2 separate regions of the Homo sapiens genome follow, and region 2 is linked to region 1. A link is a contact called in ENCODE Hi-C or POLR2A ChIA-PET data. All regions are on one chromosome and are shown on one strand. Each heading gives the region's core, a stretch centred on a gene start or an enhancer-like site at or near the end of the contact. The rest is flanking DNA. Distances are from core to core; before and after follow the strand shown. Region 1 has its middle 35 kb from the start of MLN. Region 2 overlaps LOC105375026 (a long non-coding RNA gene).

Region 1 (5,772 bases), core at 917-3,416:
TGAGGGGGGCAGTGCCAATGCCCTCTGGGTCCAGGGACTTGTGGAGGCCAGAAGAGGGTCTCCAGGACCAGGTCACATGCCAGGGAAGGCTTCCTGGTGGAGAAAGCCTCTGAGCTGAGTCCTGAGGAGGCACTGGTGGTACCTAGGCCACACTTGGGTAGGCCGACCCTGTGTATTCAGAGTGTCTTCACCTATGGGGGACTTAACAGAAAGGCAAGACACCGGAAGGGTCTTGAATCCAGAGACCCACCATGAAGTACCCATTAATAATAGATGGATGCAGCAATCAGGGAAGGCTTCCTGGAGGAGGTGAGCCTAAACAAAGCTTGAAAGGAAGGGAGTTAAGAGAGACCATAGACCCTGGTAGACCCCTCACTTCCATGCCCTCATTGCTCCCAGGATCTTTTTCTCCTCAGCCACTGTCTTGGTTTGAAGTTGTACAATTCTCTAATTGTTTCGTTAATGTCACTGGACTACGGGCTCCAAGGTTTTGCTCACCATTGTGACATAGTGAATGTTCAATCAATGTTTTTGGAAGGAATAAGTGAAAGGATGAGTGAATGACTGTTTGACTAGTCCTAACTTCTATGGTCTGGAAGTGGCGTGGGTCTGTCCCATGGAGGGGTGGGAGGCAGTGGGAGGCCCTGGAGATTCTGCAACATAGCTGGAGCTGCACTGGGCTGGACAGAAGATGGTCTGGGGCAGTGGGACAATAAGTGCAGGGATCCTTGTTCTTGTTTCCAGGGGGAAGTGGGGGCTGGGAAGAGGGCACAAGGCTAGGACCCAATGAAGCATGCCATCTGGAACCGTGGGGTGGCTAGAGCTTGCAGGAGATGGGCTTGGAAGGAAAGGGGGCCCAGGATGGATCCAGACCTCACATAGTGTGCACTCCAACCCCACAGCCCCTCTCCCCAGCCCGGGGTCCTCCAGGAGCTGCTGGACCTCTTTCTCCTGTCTTCCCCACTGCCTCCTTGGTCTGATTGTGCAGAGTGATTTGTGGGCCTGAGAAGCTGAATTGTGGGTAAAGCGCTGTCCAAATGTGGAGCAAATTGGAACTGCAGCTCCAGCTGGCGGGCCATCCATCACAGGAAAGGCTCATCAGAACCTCACTGCCCTGCCCAGCCTGGGCCCCTCACTGTGCCTGCCCCAGGGGTGAAGGGGTCTCCTCCTCTCTCCACCTAGGGTCTGAGGGGGCCATGGGTAGCATGGGAGTGGGGGCCTGGGACTGGGGACCTAACTGGAAGAGAGACAGGGAGGAGGAGGACTGACCATTCCTTGCATTTGTAGGGTCTCCTTTAGGCTTTTCCATAGCATTTTTATGCTGATGAATTTCACAGAAGCCTCCCAAGAGGTGTATTATTTATAAGTTGGGAAACTGAGGCACAGTACAATCAGGTGACAGGCCCAAACTTGCACTGCATTAACAGAGACTGGAGCATGAAATTTACAGCTGGAATACCTGGAATTCTTAACAAAGCAGTAGTTTCTTGCAACACGGAAGAATTCAAAAGCAAATAAATATTCCATCTGGCGCAACTCCTAGTTCCTGGAGCTGACACCTTAGTGGCTCCATTACAGACTGATGAGGTGAAGGAGTCACCAAAACACCTATAACCTGCAGGCCCTGCCTTGAGGTACTGTCTCTCCGTGCCAGGAGCTGTTCCCGTTCTAGGAGAACCCTCTCCCTGCCTTTGCCCTGCCCAGCCTCAGACACCCCATTCCTCAGTCCATGTGACGCAGCTCCTGGCCACAGCTGATTAGGCCAGAGGCGGTCACGTGAGCCAGACTATCTCCTCATAGCCTGGCCCTGACCTCTGACTTGGGACCTGCCTGAAAAAGATGAGCTATGCCAATTAGATGCAAGGAATTTGGAATTGGGACCTTGAGCAACCCAATGAGGTAGCAGAGTGAGCCAAGCTGAAAGGTCCCAGGTAACCTCAGGACTCATCTTTCTGAGAGGCCAAACTATCCAGACCCTGCTTACTTTCCCCTGCCTCTCCCTTAACTCTGGATCCAGAAACCTCTGTGTGTGCGTGGAAGAGGGGAGGAAGATGCCACACTTGCTCTCTGTCATCCCACATGCCCCCAAGCTACCAAACTGTTTATCCACATGAGTCATTTCCGTTTCCCCTTGAGGCCTGGGTTTGGAAACTCAGAACCCAAGCACAGACTGCTGTCTCTCTCTTTATGCTGAGTCATCTCTTCCTTGAGACTACAGCTGAGCTGTCCTGCTGACTACTGAACGGAAGCGGCCAAGGTTGGGGATGGAGAGGAGCCGTGGAATATGAATTAACATTCCTATATGTTATCATGTCACACAAGGTTACCTGTGGCCCAGGACCCCAAATGCGGAAGCATCAGGAAGGGAGAAAGCTCCCCTCTGCATGGGAGGGGTGTGTGTGTGTAGGGGGGCCCTCTCTGCAGACCTCTGTGCTCCCGATTTCATTTTTGTGGAGCCCTTCCTGGTTGCCCTGGCCTGGGCCTCTCATGACCTGTTAGATTAGTGCTAAAAGTCCGACTGTTTGTACAAAGTGCGTTTGTATCTGTTTCAATCAGGGTTTAAGTGCAGGAAACAGAAGGCATGTGGGGATTTGAAGCAGAGAGGCAATTAACATGGGGAATTAGGTGCTTAAAAAGTCATTGGAGGTGCTGTAGCAGTTGGCATTAGGCTTGCACCCAGGAATGAGTATGGAACAGCTGAACTGGCCCCATCAGGAAGGGGAGGAATCAGAGCCACCACCGAACACACCACTCTAGCTGCCATCCATCGTCTGAAGCTGCTGTCACCACCATATGACGTCTGGGCCCCATAAAGCTGGTGCCTGGACATTGGAATGCCATGAAGGAAAATTCGTGTGTCCATGAGCCTACCTGCCACCGGCGAATAGCTAACGGATGAGGAAGCTGGCTCTGCCTCACTTCTGCCCTGCAGGCCTCATGTGGGTGTCTGCATTCAGCAGAACCTAGCTCATTAACAAAAACCCTAGGTGCACGGGAGCCACACTGTTGTTAGCTTTGTAGCCTCTGCAGCAGCAGAAGGCAAGGAATGGATGCTGAGTCCAAGCACATATCTCAGAGCCCAATTCCAGATTCCCAAGAGACCCCACAGGCCGACGTGGCCCATCTTTTGCAGCCAGTGTGGGCTGACTGCTCTCAGTTAAGGCCTCGCCTGGGGGGAAGCTGTGTAAACACAGGAGGGGCAGTGGAAGGGGAGCGAGGACTGAAGAGCGAGGTGCATGACTCTGCGTGTGTGCGCACGTATGCACGTGCATGTGCCTGTCTGGGGAAGAGGAGTGGGGGTGGATCTTAGGGGCTGTGAGATGAAGCCCAGCTCTCCCTACATTCTCACAGGGCCTCTTATAACAGGAGCAGCCAGCAGCCACGGAGGCTTCCATCCAGTGGGGAAGTCAGTGGTGGGGTGGACCTCACCCACTCCCAGTCTCTACCTACCCTGGGTCAGCACAGCCATCTCTGATCAGCTCTCAGGGGAGGCTGAAGTCTTTGTCTCTCCTTGAGCTAATTTCTGGGGATCCCAGCATCTTGTATTAATAAAACCGGAGTACCTAGAATGTCCCTCTCTTCAAAATACAGTTGTGACACAAACACTGTGGCTGCAGGTTCCCTGGGGGAACTTTCGCTGGGGTGAGGTGCACTGAGGCTCAGTTCCCCCTGACAGGGGGCCCTGCCTGCAGGCTGCTAGCCCAGGGCAGGACTGAGGGGTTGAGAGATGCCAACCCCAGGAGCTGCTCGGCCTTGTGGCTGCAGCTCCCTCAGCAGAAACCCTTGCCTGTGGAACTGCTCTCTCCCTTTTGCTTGTTAAAGAGTTCATCTGCTGCTACTCCCCGCTCCTGGAAGATGAAGGAACTACCACTCCGGCAGGCGTGGGGAGGCGGGGAGGTGGGAGGGAGCACACACTCCAGGCCAAACACCCGCCTGCCCTGGCATGCAATCCGCAGGGAGACCCGGGAAAGGGAGGCTGCATTCCACAATGTGTCAGGAAGACAAGACAGGCTCTCTCTGCTCCTCTGCCTTGGAGAAGATCTTAGCCCAGTCTGACTTCAGGGTCGACTTGGCCAGAGCCTCACAGAGCCTCACAGAGCCTCAAAAGCTAATGAAGGACTCATCTCCATCGCCTCAACTCAGGATGTCTCCAAGGGAATGACCCCTCCTCCCTCTGCCCGCAAACTACTGCCTCCTGCCGCCTTCCCTGTCTGTGTCACAGCCCCCTCCCCAGTCTATGAGATCTGCTGCTCCATCCCCTGAGACTCCTCTCAGATGTGGCCCTTGCTTGTCATTCCTACCTTTCAACCCACTCCTCTACCTTCATCACCACACCAGCCACCTCCCCCAGGCCTCCCTGCAGCTCCCCTCTCTCCTGTCCCTGGAGGGTTCCCCTGCTGAACACCCCTGGACACCTCCCATTCCCCCGTGACCTGCTAAATGGAGCCCCAGTGCCTCAGCCTTGTCTCGGAGGCTTTCTGAGGCTCACCCCTGGCAAACCGTTCCAGGCTATCTCCCACACACACCCACATTCTTGCCAAACTATATTATGCATCAATTCTCGAATAGTGGGCACATGATGGAAGCTGGCTAATTAGAGCCCTCTCCTGAGACTTTTGCCTGAACTGGTCCTCTGGGATTTGAGCTGTAAAGGACGGTGTGGTAGACTGAAGAAAATGCCTCTCTCCCAATGATATATGCACTTCCTAATACTTGGAACCTGCAAATATTACCTTACATGCCAAAAAAGCAAATGTTGCCTTATATGGCAAAAGATATAATTAAGTTAAGAATCTTGGAAGGAGAAGCTTATTCTGGATAATTTGGGTAGGTCTCGAATGCCATCACAAGTATCCTTTACACACACACAGAGAAGTTAGACACAAAGGAGAAGGCAATGTGAAAACTGAGCAGACAGAGATGTGGCCACAAGCCAGGACATGCTGACAGCACCAGATGCTGACAGAGGCAAGGCACGGCCTCTTCCCTAGAGTCCCCAGAAGGCACGTGGCCCTGCAGACAACTTGATTTCAGACCTGTGGCCTCCAAAACTGTGAGAGAATAAATTTCTATTGTTTGAAGCCACCAAGTTTCTTGTAATTTGTTATAGCATCCCCAGAAATGGATACAGATGGTGAGTGCTGGAGCTGCTGGAGCCATTTTGTGCCATGTGGAGAGGATGTGGGAAGCCTGAAGCAGATCCAGAAGAAAGCAGAGCTGAGGGATAGAGAGGGGCACAGGGGTCTGGGTAGAGCCCTGAGGACATTGGGTCACCCTGCAGGCAGCCTTCCCTCCCTAGCCTTTTCAGCAACACAAGCCAACATGTTTCCCGTTTTACTTAAGCCAGTTTGAACTGGTTTTCTGTCACTTGCAGCCCAAAGTGTTCTGACTAACACTCTCACCCAGTAATTATTATGAGCCTTAAAAATAGCTCAAATCTTTGACCCAGTGATCCCAGCTTTCTGCCCTAAGAAAATAATCTTTATAAGGACAGTCACAGCAGTGTGAAAAAATAGAAACAACCTATATATGCAACCACAGGACATGCATTCATAAATTATGGGGGGATATTATATAACTATTAAAACTACATTTTCATGCTTATTATAAAGTAATAAGTGAAAGGCAGGACAGCAATAAAAAATACATGCACACACATAAACATACATTTGTATATTTATATATAAAAAGAATAATCTCCATTTTAAAAAATTTTGCTTGAGATAATTTTTTTTTTTGAGACAGAGTCTTGCTCTGTCGCCCAGGCTGGAG
Region 2 (5,772 bases), core at 1,463-3,962, 75 kb before region 1:
CCAAGCCTGGCCATCAGCAGACTCCTAAAAATGATTCAGGAAGGTAGACCCTCTTCTTTCAGAACCAAAGCCTAGGTTGCTACCTCCTGGGATTGCAGCAAAAGCCTTGCTACAGAACCAGGAGCTGATGATTACCTGCACCACCTCTTTCATTTTTTCTAGAACAAACCAGAATGCTTCCATATCAACTTAGCCATAATGTCAGGCCACCTCTCTCTCCACTTGTGTTGCGGGAAGTCAGGAACCCCAAATGGAGGGACCGGCTGAAGCCATGGCAGAATAATTGTGGATTGTGAAGATTTCATGGACATTTATTAGTTCCCCAAATTAATACTTTTATAATTTCTTACGCCTGTCTTTACTGCAATCTCTGAACATAAATTGTGAAGATTTCATGGACACTTATCACTTCCCCAATCAATACCCTTGTGATTTCCTATGCCTGTCTTTAATCTCTTAATCCCATCATCTTTGTAAAATGAGGAGGATGTATGTCGCCTCAGGACCCTGTGATGATTGCGTTAACTGCACAAATTGTTTGTAGAGCATGTGTGTTTGAACAATATGAAATCTGGGCACCTTGAAAAAAGAACAGGATAACAGCAATGTTCAGGGAGCAAGAGAGATAACCTTAAACTCTGACTGCCGGTGAGCCAGGCAGAACAGAGCCATATTTTTCTTCTTTCAAAAACAAATGGGAGAAATATCGCTAAATTTTTTTTCTCAGCAAGGAACATCCCTGAGAAAGAGAATGTGTCCCTGAGGGTAGGCCTCCGAAATGGCCGCTTCGGGGGGCGGCCGTCTTTTATGGTCAAAGCTGTAGGGATGAAATAAGCCCCAGTCTCCCATAGCGCTCCCAGGCTTATTAGGACGAGGAAATTCCCGCCTAATAAATTTTGGTCAGACCGGTTGTCTGCTCTCAGACCCTGTCTCCTGATAAGATGTTATCAATGAAAATGCATGCCCGAAACTTCATTAGCAATTTTAATTTTGCCCCGGTCCTGTGGTCCTGTGATCTCGCCCTGCCTCCATTTGCCTTGTGATATCTTATTATCTTGTGAAGCATGTGATCTCTGTGACCCACACCCTATTCATACACTCCCCCTCCCCTTTTGAAAATCACGAATAAAAACTTGCTGGTTTTACGGCTCGGGGGGCATCACGGAACCTGCCGACATGTGATGTCTCCCCCAGACACCCAGCTTTAAAATTTCTCTCTTTTGAGCTCTGTCCCTTTATTTCTCAGACCGGCCGACACTTACGGAAAATAGAAAAGAACCTACATGAAATATTGGGGGTGAATTTTGCCCTATGTCTGGCTGAATTTCCCCCAATACAGTTGTATTCCTGGGTTTGTTCCCTTGCTCCCAGATGGCTTTTTCACATGGAAACTGGCTGGTCCGAGACCTTTGTGTGAATTCTCCTTTGTGGAATTCACCATGGTGGTGAATATTACCCTAAGTCCATGAAGACATCAAAGCCCTATCCCACCCTGAAACCACTGGTCCTTGCTCTCGTGTATGGATTCAGAGCCCTGCTACCAGCTCCTCTATACCTCCACACTCTTCAGCCAGGGACAGCATTTTAGTCCCCTTCCTGTTCCCAGCCCAGTCTCCTGGGAAGCAATTCTTGCCTTCTCTGTTACCCCATTCTGCTAATAGGGTGCCCAAGTCCCCACAGTTACTCCTCTGCCTTCCCCACTGTCAGGGTCCCAAGTGCCTGGGTTTCTGCATTGGTGACTATTTTGAGCTAATTCTTAGTTCCCATCCCCCTCAACTTCACCTGCTCTAACTTCCTAAGTCTATGTATCCCCAGAAACCTAAACAGCTTAAGGATGCTTTAACCCCTTAACAAAGATGTTTTGCATCTCAGAAAACCCAATCCCTGATGCTTACAAAAGTGGCATTTCTGAAAACTTTTGAAGTCAGACACCTTAGCTTGGATTCCATTACCCCACCCAGGGGAACCTGTGAACCAGACCATAAAGAGGCAGGATTGTCCCAAGCAGGGCCTTCCTTTGAAGGCCTTTTTTGTTGGCATTCCTGCTCAGAAAACTCCCTCCTGCATCACCCACTGAGGTTTGCATAAGGCCCTCCACCAGGTCTTCTCTGACCTGTGGGAGTTGGGTCCTGAGGCTACTGGGGAGTCTGAATGACCAATACATGGAGCCTGTCACTGCCTCCACCCATCCCCAGCTCTATACCCCAGCTTCCAACTGGGACAGCTGGTCTCACTTTCAATGGGGCCCAGCTGTGCTGCTTGAGTCTCTGATTTTGGCTCCCGTCCAGCCCCACTGACTTCTTGCAGCTTGGGACTCCACATACAATATTCAGGACCAACAAGATTTCAGGTAACCTTCAGGAGACTCCAGAAAATCCAAAGTGAAAACAGAGCCTGAAGACCCATGAAGAATTCAGCTAGAGGAAATGCCCTTCTCACCCGTCGATGTTTCTGGTTGGTCAGAGACAAATGTTTTGTGATCACTTTTGAGATTTCTTGAATCTTTTGAATATCCTTATGCTATCCCCTTCTCTGTTCTTAGCTGAGAAGCATTTAAATTGCACAGGGACTCTGCATTTGACTGGGAGATAGTGAAAACGCAGGGAGCCAGAGCTCCCATCAGCAGCCACTGTGGAGGGGCAGGGAGAGGAACCGCAGAAGGTTGAGTAGGCGGTTGCAGCTGTGAACAGAAGAGGAAGCTGTGATGCAGGGGCAGGCGAGCCCCAAAATTGGGGCTTAGCCCAGGAAGGTTCTTGAGTTCGCTCAGGAAATAATTTGAGGGTGAGCCGGTGGTAGAAGAAAACAGCTTCATTAGGCAGCAGTTTTTCAGCTCCGTGACTGTCCCTGCAGAGCCGGGCTACCCTGTAACCAGCATGTCAAGAGTAGCAGCTCAGGGACAGTTCCACAGTCATTTTGACACCCACTTTTGATCACATGCCAATTGAGGGGTAGATTATGCAGAAATGTCTGGAAAAGGGGTGAGAACTTCTGGGCATTGCCATAGCAATGGTAAACTGTCATGGCACTGGTGGGCATGTCTTATGGAGAGAGAGGTGCTTTTGGTGCCTCTTCTGTGTCAGCCAGTCTTCAATCTGGTCTGAAGTTGAGTCCTGCCTCCTACTTCAACAGGCCTGAGATCCCAAGGCACAAGCAAGAAAGGGACCATGGGGAATGGACCCAAGATCAGAAACAGGGACAGGACCTAACTGGCAAAAGTCCTGTCACTCAGGGGGACAGGGGACAAGGAGTGAGAAGTGACTGCGATGGGGAGCTGGGGTGACATGGGGGCAGATTTGGAGAATGGCTGGTCCATGCAGAGGAAATGTCCAATGGGGCACCTTGTTCCGTTGGAGACGGTAATGTGGGAGATGCTCACCAATTCCGAGCCTGATGGACAAGAGTGAAGCATCCAAAGTCACGGCTCATTCTCCATTTCCTGGATCTAGACACCGAGTCGCAGAGGCTCCTTGAGGCTCAGACTTGAATGTTCTTTGGGGATGCTATGGGATGAGGATGGAAATTCCATTAGTGGTGTGGGGCCCAGCTAAGGCTGGGCAGGCAAAGAAGACGCAGAGGTAGGTGAAGGGCAATCTGCCCTCCTCCACCCTTTCTCTCCTTTGTGGAATTTTGCTCAGCATTGCCCAGCAGACACATTTTCAAGGGAAGGACTTCAGCCCCAAATTTTCCCACTCAGACCAGTGTCAGCTTGAGGCTCCTCTTTCCCAAGCCCAGAAATTTTCTCTCTTAAAAAGAAAAGATTCAAGCTCCCTAGCAAGCATAGAAAAAGGATAGGCACCCCTTAGAAGAAAGACACCAGTGTCATCAGCTAATTCCATGGTGAAGTTCTTAAGATCTTCCCCCGAGGATCCCTGCCCCACTCCTGCCTCCATTTACCAATACTTCCTGAACTCTGAGGTGGGGGAACCCTGTGGGCTGGCGGGTAGAGGGGGATCTCAAGGTAGCCTCTTTTCCTTTAACTCCTTATTGTATTGGGGGCCCTGATGTGGCAGTGATGGTACAGTTAGCTAGGAAAGAAAATGGGGCTGGGACTCTCGTGCTAAAGCTGGAAAGAGGTCAGGGTGAGCCACCATCCAAAATCCCCAAAATGCTCGGGGGCCGGGGCAGACAGGTGTGACAGCCCTGCCTGTGCCTGGGCACCTAACTAAAGGCCTGTCTGGAAACCCTGCTCTCTCCCTGCTGCCCATTGCTAGACAGGCCACTGTCTAGTAAACCCCATAGGTTCACTGTGCACAGCACCACACTTCCCACTCCATCAGAGGCCGGGGACCACGCCTCTCTCTCCCCCACCCTCAGAGTCCCCTCTGCACTGTCTGGCCCTCGAGGGCACCAGGCCTGTGCCTGGGTAGGGGAGCAGGACTACACATTTTTGGTTCTTCTTCTCCCTGCCTCTGGGGGTTCAGGCTCAAATGAAACTTGTGTTGCATCCCATTTCACAGATTGCTTAGCATACCATCTGTCAGGGGGCAAGCAGTGGCCGGCCCAGGCCCAGAATGGATTTTCTACCAGGGCCCAACAGGCCCTCTCCCCAGTGAGCAGCTCCCCCACAGGACAGCTCTATTCTGTCCTGGATGAGAGACAAGGAGGTTTGCTAGGACCCCACCCCAATCCCACCCCACTTGAGACTTGGTGCCTTCCCAAGTGCTGTCATCCACCCACTCATCCATTCAACAAATACTCACTGGCCACTGTCTATGTGGGCCCTGTTCTAGAAGCTGGGGCACAACATGGTCGAGAATGACCACAACCCTGCATGGAGCTTCCCTTCTAAGGAAGCAAGAGAGATACCCAACAAAGAGAAGAGGTGGATGAGATAAATTCAGACAATGATAAGTGCTGTGAAGAAAATACGGGGACCAGTGTGACAGGGCAGCCTTGGGCATGGGCCCAGGAGCCACAGGAACTCAGAGAAGACCTTTTCAAGGGGGATGTCTAAGCTGAGCTGGAGGCATGAGGATGAGCCAGTAGTGCATAGGAGAAAAAGTGTTTCAGGAGCAGCCAGACAGTTTTTGTTCTGGGAATGGATCTATACCTCCTGTGGCTGGAGTAGCAGAAGATCTCACAGGGAGAAAGGGAGAGAGGCCCAGGGGAGGAGGAATGGAGGGTGGAGCAGAGGCCTCCTCCTTAAGGAGAAGCAGCTGGCTGTCCTGGCCTCCTGAGAGGCCTCTCTGGACAGTGTCTGCCTGGCTTGTCTCTGATGGGATCCCTGCCCACGTCCTCTCACCAGGAGCAGCCCCTGCTGCCCTTGGCTCAAACTAGTATCACAAGAGAAGAAGCACAACAGCTTAAACCAAGCCCTGGCTAAAATCACATCTGAGTTCCTGTCCCCTACTTCCAACTCTGTTCTGTTCCCTCCTTAAACCATAAGACAATTTTAAGAAGAATCTATTAATCCCTCATTGTTCAGTTCAATCCCACGTGTCTTTACCGACCACCTGCGATGTGCCCTGTTTTCAGGCATGCCAGAGCCTGGCTGTGGTCCCCAGCTCTAGGCCCTGGAGGGGACGTCCTACCTTCTCTCCCTGTACCCTAAACCTGACCACTTCCCTCCTCAGTTCTGACCTCTGAGCTGAGCTGGCAGGGATAATGACGGATTCTATGTCCCCATGGTCTCGTATGCAAAGCAGTGACTCCAAAGCTCTCAGCCCATCCAATTTAGACAAGAGGTCTGACTTAGGAAGCCTCTTGGATCTGCCTCCTACAGTGTCCGAGCCTACACCCTTCCTGAGCGGACTTTCTCTTCCTGGTCCCCTC

The links. A loop is a pair of places that touch in the nucleus more often than their neighbours do. ChIA-PET counts read pairs that join two places held with the same protein, here RNA polymerase II (POLR2A). Pooled maps may share reads with other maps.
Region 2: a loop to region 1 is called in a pooled map, with 4 times the contacts of the local background. The contact joins two enhancer-like sites. A Hi-C loop is called at or near these places in 6 of 168 maps with a recorded cell type or tissue (CD4-positive, alpha-beta T cell, CD4-positive, alpha-beta memory T cell, CD8-positive, alpha-beta T cell and 2 more), 5 of 37 single-sample maps with no recorded cell type and 14 of 50 pooled maps. POLR2A ChIA-PET finds 5 or more read pairs at or near these places in 12 of 52 experiments (CD4-positive, alpha-beta T cell, CD4-positive, alpha-beta memory T cell, CD8-positive, alpha-beta T cell and 9 more).

Annotation. Positions count from the first base shown.
Region 1 is chr6:33,836,610-33,842,381 of GRCh38, reverse strand. No RefSeq gene overlaps it. Among named protein-coding and RNA genes, the nearest start is that of MLN, 35 kb to the right of the region's middle. RefSeq lists enhancers at 562-1,496, 1,536-2,735, 2,432-3,366. Within about 2 kb of position 2,166, at least 11 of the 41 ENCODE cell types and tissues checked have a DNase peak (open chromatin) inside an H3K27ac peak, as active enhancers do.
Region 2 is chr6:33,911,816-33,917,587 of GRCh38, reverse strand. LOC105375026 (a long non-coding RNA gene) reads right to left here. Exons shown (of 3, transcript NR_187841.1): 2 at 3,377-3,500; 3 at 1-3,131. Among named protein-coding and RNA genes, the nearest start is that of MIR7159, 16 kb to the right of the region's middle. RefSeq lists enhancers at 2,588-2,737, 2,878-2,947. Within about 2 kb of position 2,712, at least 3 of the 41 ENCODE cell types and tissues checked have a DNase peak (open chromatin) inside an H3K27ac peak, as active enhancers do.